2 separate regions of the Homo sapiens genome follow, and region 1 is linked to region 2. Evidence: chromatin loops called from intact Hi-C (ENCODE). Cell type or tissue: CD4-positive, alpha-beta T cell. All regions are shown on one strand.

Evidence for each region. Hi-C counts contacts between places; a loop is a spot of excess contacts. Peaks named below come from ENCODE experiments on the same cell type or tissue, not always from the same donor. Only the 100,000 strongest peaks of a DNase experiment are listed, where the experiment ranks them.
Region 1: a loop joins it to region 2, with 5 times the contacts of the local background. A loop is called at or near these places in 2 of 110 quality-filtered maps.

The regions. Positions count from the first base shown.
Region 1 is chr1:234,406,107-234,414,106 of GRCh38, reverse strand. It overlaps TARBP1 (tRNA guanosine 2 -O-methyltransferase TARBP1), which reads left to right. Exons shown (of 30, transcript NM_005646.4): 23 at 3,576-3,662. Among named protein-coding and RNA genes, the nearest start is that of COA6-AS1, 37 kb to the right of the region's middle. In CD4-positive, alpha-beta T cell, CTCF peaks have their summits at 4,348 and 4,548; DNase peaks (open chromatin) are centred at 4,576 and 5,176; H3K4me3 peaks cover 948 bases; H3K27ac peaks cover 1,878 bases.
Region 2 is chr1:234,207,985-234,215,984 of GRCh38, reverse strand. All of the region lies in intron 2 of SLC35F3 (solute carrier family 35 member F3), which reads right to left. It overlaps LOC124904553 (a long non-coding RNA gene), which reads left to right and starts at 903. Exons shown (of 2, transcript XR_007066948.1): 1 at 903-1,117; 2 at 1,874-3,268. RefSeq lists silencers at 1,188-1,307, 1,358-1,457, 1,558-1,657. In CD4-positive, alpha-beta T cell, a CTCF peak has its summit at 3,046 (motif pointing left); DNase peaks (open chromatin) are centred at 1,714 and 3,054; H3K4me3 peaks cover 1,920 bases; H3K27me3 peaks cover 375 bases.

The DNA of each region.
Region 1 (8,000 bases), 200 kb before region 2:
TACAGAACAAGTTTTCTGACCCTTGCTGTAGACGTTTTCCTTGTAGATGATTTTCCCTTAGACTAAATAACCTAAAACGTAGATGTGTAACACTGAGTGCCTTATTTTTCCCCTCAAACTTGATCTGCTTCCTACTCTAGTGAATACCACCACCATCTATACAGTTGCACAAACCAGAAACCTTGACACTTTCCATGCTCTGTGTCTGATTCGTGACCAGGTCCTGATCTTTCTGCCTGAATATTTCTGAGTTCTCTCTCTTCTGTCCCTGCCATTGTATCTCAGTCGACGCTACTGTCATCCTTGCAGTGGTTCCCTCACTGGGCTGCCTACATCCACTCTTGGCTCTGTTTCCATCTGCTTTCCACCCTGAAGCCCAGGCAGGGTTTCCATGGTGAGAATTTCAACAGGTGACCCCACCTGCTGAACACAGTGTCTTACGTCGTCTCAGGATGAAGACTATGCTCCTCGGAGTATCCCGTAAGGCTTGCGTGATCTTAGGCCTCTTTCCTCTCTAGTCTCTCTGTGTGGTCTATTCTCAATTCACTACCTAGGCACACTGATTGTCTGTTTTCCGTTGCTAGAACTCTCCAAAGCTTAGCGGTGTAAACAATGTGTTTTGTTTTGTTTTTGCAATGGAGTTTCGTTCTTGTCGCCCAAGCTAGAGTGCAATGGCACAATCTCGGCTCACTGCAACCTCTGCCTCCCGGGTTCAAGCGATTCTCCTGCTTCAGCCTCCCGAGTAGCTGGGATTACAGGTGCATGCCACCACACCCAGCTAAATAATTTTTGTATTTTTAGTACAGATGGGGTTTCACCATGTCGCCTTGGCCTCCCAAAGTGCTGGGATTACAGGCGTGAGCCACTGCTTTTTTTTCGTGATGTGTGTGTTGTCTGGGCCTGGCTGGGCAGTTTTGCTCCTTGTGGTGTCTGCTGGGGCTGGGACTTCCAAATGGCTCCTTCGCTCACATATTTGTCACCTCAGCTGCAATGGCAGGAGCAGCTCTGGTGGCTAGGCATCGCTCCCACTCTGTGTCTCCAGCAGGGTAGCTGGACCTCTTTATATTCAGTTCTCCAAGAATGAGCTTTCCGGCGGGTCGGGGGTCGAGGGGGCGCAGGCGGGTCATGTCCTGACATGCAAGTGCTCATCCAACCTCTGGATGCATCAGGCTTGCTAATGTTCACCAGCCAAAGCAAATCACATGACCATCCCTGCTGGGGTGGAAGGGGCCTGCATCGGGCATATGTAGGGAGGGTTGGTTGACCGGGGGTCACCCGAGATAACTGAGTACCACACTGACCTTTTCAGTCTTTCCTGCTTATCACCAGTCCTTTTGGTTTCAGGCTATTGCACATGTTGTGCCCTTTACACAAAATGGTCTTCTTTCTTCTCTTTATCTAGATAACTCTCTCTCCCTTCACATCTCAGTTCATGTGTCTTCTTTATTTATTTTTGAGACAGAGTCTTGCTCTGTCACCCGGCAATTATAGATCACTGCAGCTTTGAACAACTGGGCTCAAATGATCCTCCTGCCTCAGCCCTCTAAGTAGCTGGGACTACAAGCACCTGCCACCACACCTGGCCAATTTATTTTTAAATTTTTATAGAGGTGAGGTCTTGTTATGTTGCCTGGGCTGGTCATGAGCCACTGCACCTGGCCCATATTGTCTTTTTTTTTTTTTTTGAGACGGCGTCTGTCTCTGTCCCCCAGGCTGGAGTGCAGTGGTGTGATCTCGGCTCACTGCAACCTCCATCTCCTGGGTTCAAGTGATTCTCCTGCCTCAGCCTCCCAGGTAACTGGAATTACAGGTGCCCACCACCATGCCCAGCTAATTTTTGTATTTTTAGTAGAGACATGGTTTTACCATATTGGCCAGGCTGATATCGAACTCCTGACATTGTGATCCACCTGCCTCGGCCTCCCAAAGTGCTGGGATTACAGGCATGGGCCACAGCGCCCAGGCCCATATTGTCATTCTTAAAGGAAGTTACCTCCCCAAGTATTTAGATCCCCTTATTTTAGGTTTTCATAGCACATAAATAGTACTGCTTACAGTTAGGATTTTAATCTGATTTGATTTTTATCTTCTCCAGTAGATTTTTAAGTTACAGGAACTTGTTTCTATAGTAACTGTCATGTAGAAGACATTCAGTAACTGTTAATTAAATAAAGGAATTAAATAATAATAAATGATTTGCCTCTTGGATTGGTTTCCAAACTGGTCTTCCTGCTTATATGCTCTTTTCTTTCCAATCTGTCTGGCATTTATCAGTTTATTATCACTAAAATAATGTATTATTCCAAAACCACTATGATTATGAAATAATAATAGTTTCAGATTCCAGTTGAACAGTCTTTTTCAACTGGAATCAGAGGTTTCCAGATTCCAGTTGAACAGTCTTCTTAAAAAATTTTCCCTAAGATAGCTGATTAAGTCTTCTATAGGTTTTTCGCTATAGCTTTTTAAAGCCTCTACAGTATGATTCCATTTAACTTTTGAGCCTTATCTCCATCACTCTCTGCCAAACTGGCTTTGTCTCCTCTTGCTGCCTTTCCCTTAAGTTTGCCTCTGTGTCTTTGTTCTTGTTCACTTATCTGTTCTCTAACCTTCCTGCTCCTTCTCCAGGCCAGTCCTTCCCATCCTGAAGGCCTCACCTCTCCTGAAGTGAGCATGCCCTTGGCTCTGCCACAGATAATCAACCCTTGGTATCCATGGGGGATTGATTCCAGGCCCCCTACGGATGCCAAAACCTGAGGATGCTCAAGTCTTTTGTTTAGAATGGCATAGTAGTTGCACATAACTGATGTGTATCCTCCCATATACTTTAATAATCTTAGATTACTTATAATGTCTAGTACAATGTACATGCTATGTAAATCGCTGTTATACAGTTTTAAACTTTGTATTACTTTTTAATTGCATTATGTTTTAAAAATTTTTTGTTAAATATTTTTCATCCACGGTTGGTTGAACTCATAGATGCAGAACTCGTGCATACAGAGGGCACACTGTACTTTATTTTATGTTTTTTTTTGAGACAGGGTCTTGCTCTGTTGCCCATGCTGGAGTGCAGTGGCACGATCTCAGCTAACTGCAAACTCTGCCCTGGGTTCAGGCAATTCTTCTACCTCAGCCTCCCCAGTAGCTGGGACTACAGGTGTGCGCTACCATGCCCAGCGAATTTTTGTATTTTTTGGTAGACATGGTTTCACCATGTTGGCCAAGCTGATCTCAAACCCCTGGCCTGAAATGATCCACCCGCCTCAGCCTCCCAAAGTGTTGGGATTATAGGCGTGAGCCACTGTGCCCCGCTGTACTTAGAGTTGAGTTATTCAGTACTTTATGTGACCTGCTGATTTTTGTGTGCACTGGCATTTGGCTCTAGGAAATATTTCCTTTGCTTTCAGTCCTGTGCCTGTTGCCGCAGCCCCCTTCCCACCCAGACCCCGGGCTGTTCCAGGGAAGAGGCTGCCTCCTGTCCTGGGCCCTCATAGAGTCCAGCACGGCGCTTTCACGTGCATGTTTCACAGTAAGCTTTGAATCAATATTTGTTTATCTGATTATTTTTTCAGGGTGAAGAAAATCTTAAAACAAGCATTTGTACGTTTTTAGCAGTTTTATCACATTTAGACATTATTACTCAAAATATTCCAGAAAAGGTAAGTTTGTTTGTAAGAATTTAAACTTGACTGTAAAAAAAGAATTGTATGTATTTGTACCAATTTTTTATATGTAGAGCATTCCTGTGAATGTTTGCAATTTTTCCCTTTCCTTTCCACTGCCCTGCTAATGTGCACATGTATTAGACACAAATACCCAGTAAATGGGAATTACCCATTTACATGCATACACACTGAGGTGTGCTTGAGTACATACCAAATTTATAGACAAACTACTGGGTAAGTTTTTGTTGATACTTGTATAAAATTAATAATTATTTATAATTCTTAGGATTAGGATTACTTAGGATTCTTTAAACAGGACTTCCCTTACCTTCTTTGACTGAATGGTAGTTATTTAACAAATGCTCGTGCAAAGAAACTTATGGCCAGACTATTAAAAGCTGTTGGGTAATTGAAGGTGATATAAAATGACTGTCATCATTTGGAGTGTGCAGTACAGTTACTTCATGTTCCTCAGGTTTAGAACAATTTCCCCTGTAAGTTCTCACACAGATAGGCAGAAATCATAACTAATTTTGGTTAATCACTATGGCAGCCGTTGAAGAATTTAAGAGAACCTGCCAGTAAGATTTGGAATAAGATTCTATATTATTGCATCCACAGAAAAGAATGTACTGATATACTATAAACTCTAGGAGAAAACTTAATTGAAATAGTGTTATTAAGTGTTGAAAGTACCATAAAAATATAAGGGAAAATAAGCTTTCCTAGAATTTTTCAGTGTTCTAGTTTTTAAACAGTGATGTTTTTTATTAACCTATTTCATCCATTCAAAGACAGGCCTTTCTCCACACCACATTTTCCTCTAAAATCATGATAACACTTTTAAATTGATGGTGTCTTCCAGTGTGTATCAGCCAGATGGCAGTGTGTTACAGTTCCAGGAAAACTCGTTCACATCTTCCGTAAGATCAAGAAGGCTCTGGCATCAGATAAGATCAAATGTTGTCTTTCTGTTTTAAATATGTGCCGCAAAGAGATTTGCTTACAATCTATTGAGAAAGCTAAAACAGAGCAGACATTGTCCTGTTGCGGGGTAGATGAATAGCCTAAGAATAGTTTAGACAAATTCTGAAAACGAATTTACCTTAGAAGATGTTCATGTTAGATCTGGTAAAAGTAACATGTTATTTTTCTGTCAAGCCCTTTTTGTACTTGCCGTTTATTACATATTTTAGATTTATTTTTTATTTTCGAAACATCCAAAAAGGAATGCTAATTAGTGAAATGGAAGAATTTCCATTTCAACACCTTAGGAAAAAAAAAACTGACTTGACATACCTAAGAAAAGGCCAAGTTGATTTACTTTGTCAGTCTCTTCATTTGTGATACGTAAAGTCCGTTGTTACCTAGATAAATGTAGGTTTGATTTCTTGGAAGCAATCACTTAAGACTTTCCATTTTCTTCAAAGCATCTTACTTAACCTGCATGTGGGATCTGTACTGAGCAATTAGAGATTCAAAACAACTGTCACACACGACAGAGGTGGTAACCGCCCAACAGGTTCACCTCTTCCGCCGCCTACACAGAGCCGATTTATCAAGACAGGAATTGCAATAGAGGAAGAGTACACAGAGCTGCTTGTGCAGGAGACTGGAGTCTTATTAGTACTCAAATCGATCTCCCTGAGCATTCGGGGATCAGAGTTTTTAAGGATAATTTGGTGGGAGGGGGAAGGCCAGTGAGTCAAGGGTGTTGATTGGTTGGGTCGGAGATGAAATCATAAGGAATTGAGGTGTCCTTTTGTGCTAAGTCAGTTCCAGGGTGGGGGCCACGAGATCAGATGAGCCAGTTAATCGATCTGGGTGGTGCCAGCTGATCCGTCGAGTGCAGGTCTGCAAAATATCTCGAGCACCGACATAGGAGCAGTTTAGGGAGGGTCAGAATCTTGTAGCTTCCAGCTACATGACTCCTGAACCATAATTTCTAATCTTGAGGCTAATTTGTTAGTCCTACAAAGGAAATCTAGTCCCCAGACAAGAAGGGGGTTTGTCTTGGGAAAGGGCTGTTATCATCTTTGTTTTAAACTATAAACTAAACTAAGTTTCTCCCAAAGTTAGTTGAGCCTACACCCAGGAATGAACAAGGACAGCTTGGAGGTTAGAAGCAAGATGGAGTTGGTTAGGTCAGATCTCTTTCCCCACCTCAGTTACAATTTTGCAAAGGCGGTTTCAGAATCAGAGCACGAAGTGTTCCTATAAAAGGAAAAAAAAAAAAAACCTTTCTTAATTATGCTCATAGTTGTGTATTGTCCTGTCAGCTTGCTCATTGTGTAAAATGAGCGGACATGAGAATTCACGAGCAGAGCTTTTTACACTGATATGTATGAAAGCATCATTTACGTCCTGAAAGCCCCAGCCGAGCGATCACTGGCAGTGCCAACATTTTTGAGTGTGGGCTCCATAGGAAGCACTGTTTTCCCTATTGAGAATTATAGTGGGTTTTTTTCATTTACGAGTAATGTATACCTAGCTCCAAGATCTTGGTTGCTAACACCATTCTCCAATAAAACGAACCAGGGATCGCTGGAGAAATAGCTGATTCTAAAACTAGGGCAGAAAGTATACAAGATGAGCCTGGAGCATCTTGTAGAGTCAGAGAGCAAGGCAGAACTTTATACATACAGTGATGTGAGATGGGCATGCAGAGGGAAGATGTTCCCAGTGGCTGAAGCTGAAACAGTGTGAGCAACAAAATAAAGCAGTGTTGGATCACAACCCAAAGAATAAAATAAATATCCTCGAGCCCACACCGATATAAATAAATGATTGAATCAATAAATGAGTCCAGGCACTGTGGCTCATGCCTGTAATCCTGCACTTTGGGAGGCCAAGGCGGGTGGATCACTTGAGGTCAGGAGTTCGAGACCAGCCTGGCCAACATGGTGAAACCCCGTCTCTACTAAAAATACAAAAATTAGCCAGGCATGGTGGTACATGCCTATAATCCCAGCTACTCAGGAGGTGAGGCAGGAGAATCACTTGAACCCGGGAGGCAGAAATTGCAATGAGCCAAGATTGCAGGACTGCACTCCAGCCTAGGCGACAGAGTGAGACTCCATCTCAAAAAAAAAAAAAAGGATGGACAAGACAAATCTCTTGTAAAAAAAATTACAAGTAATTTTTATAGAAGCTCTGCCCTGAGGGAGGGGGAGCGTGACTTCTCACTCCTTCAGTGTGGGCTGCACAAGTGACTTCCTTCCATATGGGATCGTTATAACAAAAGACTGTAACAAGGGCTATGGGAGTTATAAGACAGGAATTGTGGACAAAAACCAGTGTATATCATAACATCACACCTTGTAATGTTGGCAGTACAGTCACTGACCTTTGATAAATGTTGATGACATGTTGAGTAAAGGAATGAGAGAAAGAGGATTGTTTATCTCTGTTTTTATCCTTCTCAGAGAAACTTAGAGTAACAAGTGTGTTATCAGCCATGCTGATGCCTTTGGTAAACTATTGTGTGAATATGGTTGTTTTGAATTGGTCAGTAGAAACTGGGCTGCCAGGCGCAGCCGGTAAGCATTTCCATGTGAGCCTTAGGGGAGAAGTGCATTTGGTAGGAGCATCAAAATAGCTTCTGATATTTCATTAAAAGTTTGGGTCCGTCTGGTTCCTTCATTAGTATATGTCACTTCCTTTGACCTTCAGTGTCTGTTGAACCATGTGATTTTAGAAAGCAAGGGATTGCTTGACATCTCCAGGCTGTGAAGACTAAAGTTCACAGGAAAAGACTACAAGGAAATTTAAACAGTTTTATTATTTTCCCCCTCATTTCTTAATTTTCCTGCCACTACTCAGTACTGTGTGGGTCCAGGATCACCATTAGGGAAGACAGAGTAGCTCAGAAATCAGTAGTGAGGAGGAGGACAGCACTTTGTGTGGTATCTTGCTCTAGGAGCATTTTCAAGCCATCAGAAGTGGGACTCTTGAAGACTATTTCTGACTTTCTCAGCACAAATTAAGATAATAGGAGATGGAGGCTCCATTTGAAAAACATTTTGGTTGTATAATGGTTAGCATAAAACATACTTTTTTCAAGTTAACTCAGGTACTAGAGTATGGGGGGCGGGGGGAAATGTACTGCAGCATTAATGAAAACTAGAGCTGGGAGAATGTGTTTTTCCTTGAGTAAATTGCAAATGCCTGTGCACCGCATTTGACCAGGAGGGAAGAATGAGAGGCCCTGGTAGCAAAGCCAGTGGAAGAAGTTTTACTAGGAGCAGTTGTATCATTCGTGTACTTTTTTTGTGTCATACAAGTGAGAGTAAAATGGTCCATGTCTGTGTTTTGAGGAATTTTTTGCCTTTC
Region 2 (8,000 bases):
AAGATAGAAAATGTTGAGAAATAGGTAAGTAGTTGCAGTTCAGTGCAAACTGATGTTCTGGAAAAAATGCTTGAGCTTTGGATCGGACAGCCCAGGATTCCATTCCTGCTTCACCACCTACCAACTGTGGGTCTAGGACACGTTAACCCACCTTGCTGGGCCTCACAGTGCTCCTCAGTAGGATGGGGATCACAGTACTAGGGCAGCTGCAGGCAGGCCTGTGTGGACAGCTAAGCTTGGGATATACAATTACCAAGCCAGCCTCTGTCTTGTCCTCGCTGGTTCTGAGATTCATTGTAATAAACAAGAAGTCACGAGTGGGAAGCAGGGTCAACAGTAGCCTAGAGAAGTCCAGGCTTCCTGGGAAGGGCAGAAGCCAGGCTCTGTCGGAGCCCATGGCTGCCCCTCATTCACCGCTGATGCTCATGGGCTCTGTTAGCTCAGCACAAGCAAAAGCCTAGAGGGGAGCTCCTGGGACCCAGGGGATGGTCTGTCTGCCTCACCTGGCCAAGGTGGCTTGCTCCTGGCAGAGGGAGTTAGTCATTCCACCTCTGCCTCCTGGGAGGAGGAGTTAAGAACTGGGACTGGCCCTCTGCCCCCCTTCTCCATTGGAAAGCAAGGCCCCTTAGGCCAGCAGAAGCCAGCTGTGTCTGAGGAAGCTCTCCTCGGTGGGCTGCTTCTTCCCCTGTCCTCTCGCTCACATTTCCTGGGTGGGAGCAGTTCCAGGCAGAAAGGACAACACGGGGAGGAGGACACCTTCTGGGGGCCTCTCACAGCCCTTCCAATCCCTCTCCAGGGCCTGGGAAAGAGCCTGTTTACAGACTGGTGCTGGCTCTTCCCTCACCTGTGCGCCCCGCCCATTCCCAAAGAGCAGGGCAGTCAGTTGGCTGGTGGCCGGAAAGGCTTCGGAACACGCAGGACAGACGTCTCCTTAGCCCGCTGCAGCCCTCTCCCGCCTCTACCAACTGCGGGCAGCACCTTTGGTCGGCCTGGGGGTGAGGCACAGAGCTCCACACCCAGGCAACTCAAGTGTGTGTGTGGTAAGGGGACACTGGGAGCGGCTGGACGACCCCCTCCTGCCGAACAGACAAGAGCCCCAGGACAAACTGGGATGGAGGTGAGGGTGCAGCTGCTGCCAGATGCGCTGGGTGCTGCCCAGGAAGGAGAGGGTTGGGGAGCCGGGTGCTCACTCGCCGCAGCAGCTCACTCCTGCTCGCCAGGGAGCTCAGGGCAGCCCCTGAAGCTGCCAGATCCCCCCACGCAGGCGGCGGCGCTCTGCACTGCGGAGCCGCGTCCTGGGGGAGCAGTACCCCCAGCCCCGGCGCCCCGCAGCCAGACAGCCCCCCTCAGGGTGGCAGCATTCCCCGGCTAGGGTGCAGGGACCCCCGGGGCGAGGCGGCCGCGCATTACCTTCCACTTTGGTAAGGGTCAGGACCGGACTGTTGCAGGCGCTGAGCGGGGCCACCCGGGCCGAGTGCTTCTTCATGATGAGCCGGCCGCCTGCAGGAGCGCTGCCGCCGATCGCCTACATCCTGGGGCCGGCTGGAGCGCGTCTCTCCCGGGCCCGTGGCCGACGCGGCCCTCTGCCGCCGGGGAGCACCAGCGGCTCGCCCCTCTCAGTCCCGGCCTCCCCGGCTGCCCGCCGGGCTCCGGTTGCCGCGTTGCTCACTGCGGCGGCCGCCCTGCAGCGCACATCCTCCCCGGCCGCGCAGCCACTCCACACACACGCGCGCACAGCCTCCTACTTGGAGGTTGCTGCAAACTCCAACGTCACGTACAAGTGCACTCCCTGCTCCCACCCCGCAGCTCACCTGCTCCGCCCTCCTCCCCGGGACGCCCAGCCCCGCAGCCCTCATCCCTGTCTTCCTCCCAGCCAGGTCCTGACTGCAGCCTCTGGCCACCACCTCTCTGAGAAGCCCTTTAAAAGGACCAGCGCCTGCGGAGGGGAGACCCTGAGAACTTAAGCCTCAGCGTTGCACAAGTTTAAAAAGGGAAGTGCTTGACTTTGGATTGAGAGTTGACTCTTCAGTGTGCGGAAGTCCTGAATTATTTCACAGGGAGAGTTAGAAAAAGCAAAGCTTCCCAAGGCTGCCATTCACTTCTTGAGTCTAGAGGCACATTATCTTGTCTGGCCCCGTGGACAGCTATTTTTTTGCGGGGTGGAGTGGGGGGTGGTTCAAACACCACAGAAGCAAAACAGCCACAAGAAAACAAAGGCTTGAAGAGATTTCTGCTCCCACCCCACCGCCTCAGTCTGGAGATCCAAACTCACCTCGGTAGCAGGAAAGCTCCTTTTCTGCCCAGCTCCCAGGTTCTTGCTTCAGCTGCAGATCTGACATTTGCCTCTGCAGGCACCAGCTTCACTGCTGGCACTCAGACACAGCTGTAAGCTACTGGCCGATGGTGCTCATTAAAAAGCTATGACATATACCTATTGCATCACTTGCCAGCACAATCCCTGAGTGACCACTGAGTCCGGAGGGGCATTTATCCCATGACAGTGCATCATCAGAGGTGCCCTGCTATCATCCCTGCAGGTAGGACACACAGGGCTCATGCAGCCCCAGAACTCCCAGGGCCTTGTGTTCATCTCCTTTACAGATGCCCAGCCATCAGTGTGGGTCCCAGCCTCAAGGATCAGTTGAGATTCAAGGTGGGTTTTGTTATTATTGTTGGTTAGATCTTTGCCCAGAATTTCAGAACCTTCAATGCTACCTGGTTTCCTGTCTCAAAGTTAAAACTTCATTGTATTATGTCATTCAAGTCCCCACAAGGGTAGCTCTGTGGAGTGGTACAGGGGAGAGTGAAACTCAAGCAATAGGGTTTCCTAGCTCAGCACCTACCAGATGTTTCTGGTGACATCCACCTGCAACCCCCAGCTCTCTGGCAGAAGTGGCTCCTAGGAGTTGCTCTTGTTGGATTCTTATTAATTGCCCTCTTGAACAGCTGTAATGAATGGAATGGCTCTGATCTCCAAAAGGCCAGGGCTTCTCAGGGTTGCTTCCTCACCACTACAGCCAAGGAAAAGGTATATAGGGTCCCTGCAGAGCCCTCTAGTGGTACCCCTCCACATTATACGCCTCTTACAGGAAACGTTCCAAGACTCCTAGTGATGACACTACAATAAGCCAATAAGCCACTTCCTTCTTTGGAATAAGCTTACAGCAAAAGAATTACATGTTGTATATTAAAGAGGATCTTTTTACTACAAAATAATACTTCTATGTGTTTCATCAAGTTCATCAATAAAATTTATTATATATAGTAACTAAAACAAATATCACATAATAATTGCACACGTTTTTAAGCACATGCTATGTATTATTTATGTTAACTGTTTTACATAAATAATTTCATTTCCTACTCTCAAAAGCTCTGTAAGATTGTTGTTATCTCGTTTCATAGATGGGGAAACTGAGGCTGAGAGGATAATGTCGCAGGTCACAGACTGAGTAACTGGCCAAGCGGGGATTTAAATCCAAGTGTGAACTATTCAAAAGCCTGAACTTATAACCAGTACGTTATTCTCTTACATGTTGGAGAGATAAAATGCAAAAATTCCTCATAGCTATTCCAAGTCAGCTGAGAGATACGTGTCAAGTTTGAATGTGGTTTTGATATATGATACATGACTTCACCGTGCCTGAGCATCTGTACACTCCTGGGGAAACTGGTTTATACTTGTGCTGATGTGGATGTCCTCCAGCACTTCACATTGGCCTCTACACACGTGTTCTACTAGGCAAGTCACAATGACAAGTTGTACTAGTCTGTTTTCACCCTGCTGATAAAGACATACCTGAGACTGGGAAGAAAAAGAGGTTTAATGGACTTATATTTCCACGTGGCTGGGGAGGCCTCACAATCATGGTGGAAGGCAAGGAGGAGCAAGCCACGTCTTACATGGATGGCAGCAGGCAAAGAGAGTGCTTGTGCAGGGAAACTCCCCCTTATAGAATCATCAGATCTCATGAAACTTATTCACTATCATGAGAGCAGCATGGGAAAGGCCTGCCCCCATGATTCAATTACCTCCCAGTGGGTCCCTCCCACAACATATGGGAATTCAAGATGAGATTTGGGTGGGGACACTGCCAAACCATATCATTCTACCCCTGGCACCTCCCAAATCTCATATCCTCATATTTCAAAACCAATCTTGCCTTCCCATCTATCCCCCAAAGTCTTAATTCATTTCAGCATTAACTCAAAAGTCCACAGTCCAAAGCCTCATTTGAGACAAGGGAAGTCCCTTCCACCTATGAGCCTGTAAAATCAAAAGCAAGTTAGTTACTTCCTGGATAAATGGGGGTACAGGCATTGGGTAAATACAGCTGTTCAAAATGGGAGGAACTGGCCAAAACGAAGTGGCTACAGGCCTCATGCAAGTCCAAAATCTAGCAGGGCAGTTGAATCTTAAAGCTTTGAAATGCTCTCCTTTGACTCCATGTCTCACATCTGGGTCACACCAATGTAAGGGGGGGGTTCCCATGTTCTTGGGCAGCTCTGCCTCTGTGGCCTTGCAGGGTACAGCCTCCCTCCCAGCTGCTTTCATGGGCTGGCATTGAGTGTCTGTGGCTTTTCCAGGCACAGAGTGCAAGCTGTCTGTGGATCTACCATTCTGGGGTCTGGAGGACAGTGGCCCTCTTCTCATAGCTCCACTAGGCAGTGCCCCAGTAGGGACTGTGTGTGTGGGCTCTGACCCCAAATTTTGCTTTTGCACTGACCTAGTAGAGGTTCTCCATGAGGGTGCCACCCCTGCAGCAAACTTCTGTCTGGGCATCCAGGTGTTTTCATAATCCTCTGAAATCTAGGTAAAGGTTCCCAAACCCCAATCCTTGACTTCTCTGCACTTGCAGGCTCAACACCACATGGAAATTGCCAAGGCTTGGGGTTTACACCTCCTGAAGCAACAGCCCAAGCTCTATGTTGGCCCCTTTCAGCTACTGCTGGAGCAGCTCGGATGCAGGGCACAAAGTCCCTAGGCTGCACACAGAATGGGGACCCTGGGCCTGGCCCAGGAAACCATCTTTTCCTCCTAGGCTTCCGGGCCTGTGATGGAAGGGGCTGTTGTGAAGACCTCTGTCACGTCCCAGAGACATTTTCCCCATTGTCTTGGTGATTAACATTCAGCTCCTTGTTATTTATGCAAATTTCTGCAGTTGGCTTGAATTTCTCCCCGGAAAATGGGATTTTCCTTTCTATTGCATTGAGGCTACAAATTTTCTATTGCATCAGGCTGCACATTTTCCAAACTTTTATGCTCTGCTTCCCTTTTCAAACTGAATGCCTTTAACAGCACCCAAGTCACCTGTTGAATGCTTTGCTGCTTAGAAATTTCTTCTGCCAGATAACCTAAATCATCTCTCTCAAGTTCAGTTTCACAAATCTCTAGGGCAGGGGCAAAATGCCAAGAGTCACCTTTGCTCCAGTTCCCAACAAGTTCCTAATCTCCATCTGAGACCACCTCAGCTTGGACTTTTTTGTCCATATTGCTATCAGCATTTTGGGCAAAGCCATTCAACAAGTCTCTAGGAAGTTCCAAACTTTCCCACATTTTCTTATCTTCTTCTGAGCCCTCCAAACTGTCCCAATCTCTGCCTATTGCTCAGTTTCAAAGTCACTTCCATATTCTCGGGTATCTTTTCAGCAATGCCTCACTTTACTGGTACCAATTTACTATATTAGCCCATCTTCATGCTGCTGATAAAGACATACCCAAGACTGGGAAGAAAAAGAGGTTTAATGGACTTATATTTCCATGTAGCTGGGGAGGCCTCACAATCATGCTGGAAGGCAAGGAGGAGCAAGTCATGTCTTACGTGGATGGCAGCAGGCAAAGAGAGAGCTTGTGCAGGGAAACTCTCCATTATAGAACCATCGTTTCTCATGAGACTTACTCACTCTCATGAGAACAGCATGGGAAAGACCTGCCCCCATGATTCAATTACCTCCCAGTGGGTCCCTCCCACAACATATGGAAATTCAAGATGAGATTTGGGTGGGGACACAGCCAAACCATATCGTAAGTGCTCAATAAATATTTGTCTGTTTTTAAAATTCTACTTTCTGTTTAATGCAATGTTGTGTACAGAGTCAAATAGTTAACAAATATTGTTAAAGATCACTAAATCCTTTTTTTTTCACATGCAGCTTACCCCAGGAGTTTTTGATATTTGGGAGGTCATCACCTCCTCATGTCTGTTAACTTCTGCTTGCCGAAGAGGAGTTACTAATTGCCATCTCAACTTCTTCCCTTTAATTTTAAGCACTCCATGCTGTTTCTATTTTTCATTTTCCATACTCAATCCCATCAGTCCTATGTGCTCTGTCTGCTCTGTTGTGTTTCAACAGCTGCCCTGCCCTATCCTGCTACCCCTCAAAAAACCAAACTTCCCATACTCCTTTTCAAATCAGGAGTTTTCTGTCTAATTGACCATATGAATATGGATATTCCTTAAGTGAACACTTCTTTTTGGGAGTGGGATGTGGTGGGAATGCCTATTTAAAAACTCACATAAACAAAATTATCCAGGAAGCTAATGGTGTACTGGTGTATAAGCATGCACTACTGTTTTGAGAATTCCAACAATTTAAAGCTTCACTGGAGCTTTTTTTTTATTATGGCCTAACTGGAGTTAGGCCATAATAACCTATTCTAGGATACTTACAAAATTGCCCAAGCCCCACTTAAAAACTCAAATCTCACAAAAACTCAAATCTCACATTCCAAAAAAAAAGTGCTAATAATTCTTCCAAAAAAGAGAGCTGAGACCCCTGACATATCAATGGCAACAATACTGTATAAATAATATCCAGACAAAAGGATGGGTCATTTGACCTCTGACCCCTATTCCTCTTTTGAGGGTGTTAGCATGAGATAATATCTTGATGAGATCATTGGGCACCTATCTGTCTTGACTTTAGTATTACAGGAGCTGGGAAAAGGAACTGGGCTGACTTTTTCAGCTTTTACTCATTAAACAGGTCTTCCTTGTCATCTTCTAAGAATGTACTGTGCAACAGTTTGCTCATCAAAGCCAAGGATCTCCTCAGCGATGTGTGATGGTGTCTATTCTGATAGGAGCCTGTTCTTTATCACTAGCCCCACTCTCTTGTTTGTTTTTCATTGATATGGCTGGGAATTGGATGGGTATTTAATGACAATTTATGGTAGTCTGGTATGGCAGACTTATGAAGAGTGACTGGGTTTTGTGATCTCAGCAGAGGTCTGGATACTGAAGTGGGTGTGCTGGGTAGATATAGAAGTGAACAGATGCAGAGCTCACATGCCAGGAGTGTAAGTTTTATACTCCCTGCCTCCTCCCAACTCCTCACATGCAAACCACAGCGAAAGGCAGTAAAAAAGGAGTCCTAGATAAGAAAGGAGTCAAAATGCCCAGTTTCTCTGACCACCCAGGGGCTGTATTGAAATCGTGACCCTCAGGGCAAGGACCCAGCCATGGCCCTTTAGAATGAGAAAGCAGACAGGCCTGGGCTGATCATCAGGAAGAGGGTAGCTATGTTGGGCCCACCTGATTCCTCGGATTCTGGAGGTTTGTTACTCTTCTTCCTGGTACAGAATTCCAGCCTGGGTTGTACAAATAGCCTCTTGTTGCCCTACTTGGACTGGTTCACATGTACGACATCTACAGGGGCCTCTGGTCTATTCATTCCCATGCAGGGGTATGTAAATATCTATAGTCCCACTTTACGATTCCAATAAGGCATCAATCCATTTGCTAGAGTTAAGTGATACTTATGATTCCCTTGAGACCGACAGAGCATGGAAAATGCCTTAAAGTATAGCCAACATCTTGAGTTTGAACTCCAGCTCTTCCAGGAAGAAGCAGCCAACCTGCAGTGGCCACCAAGTCTCCTCTGGCCTCAGTTTCCTGATATGGGCCTGAAAGAATTGGACACCTTTGGCAGTTTTCCAGCTGTATATTTTTCTTTTCTTTTTTTCTTTCATAAAAGAGACAGGATCTTGCTCTGATGCC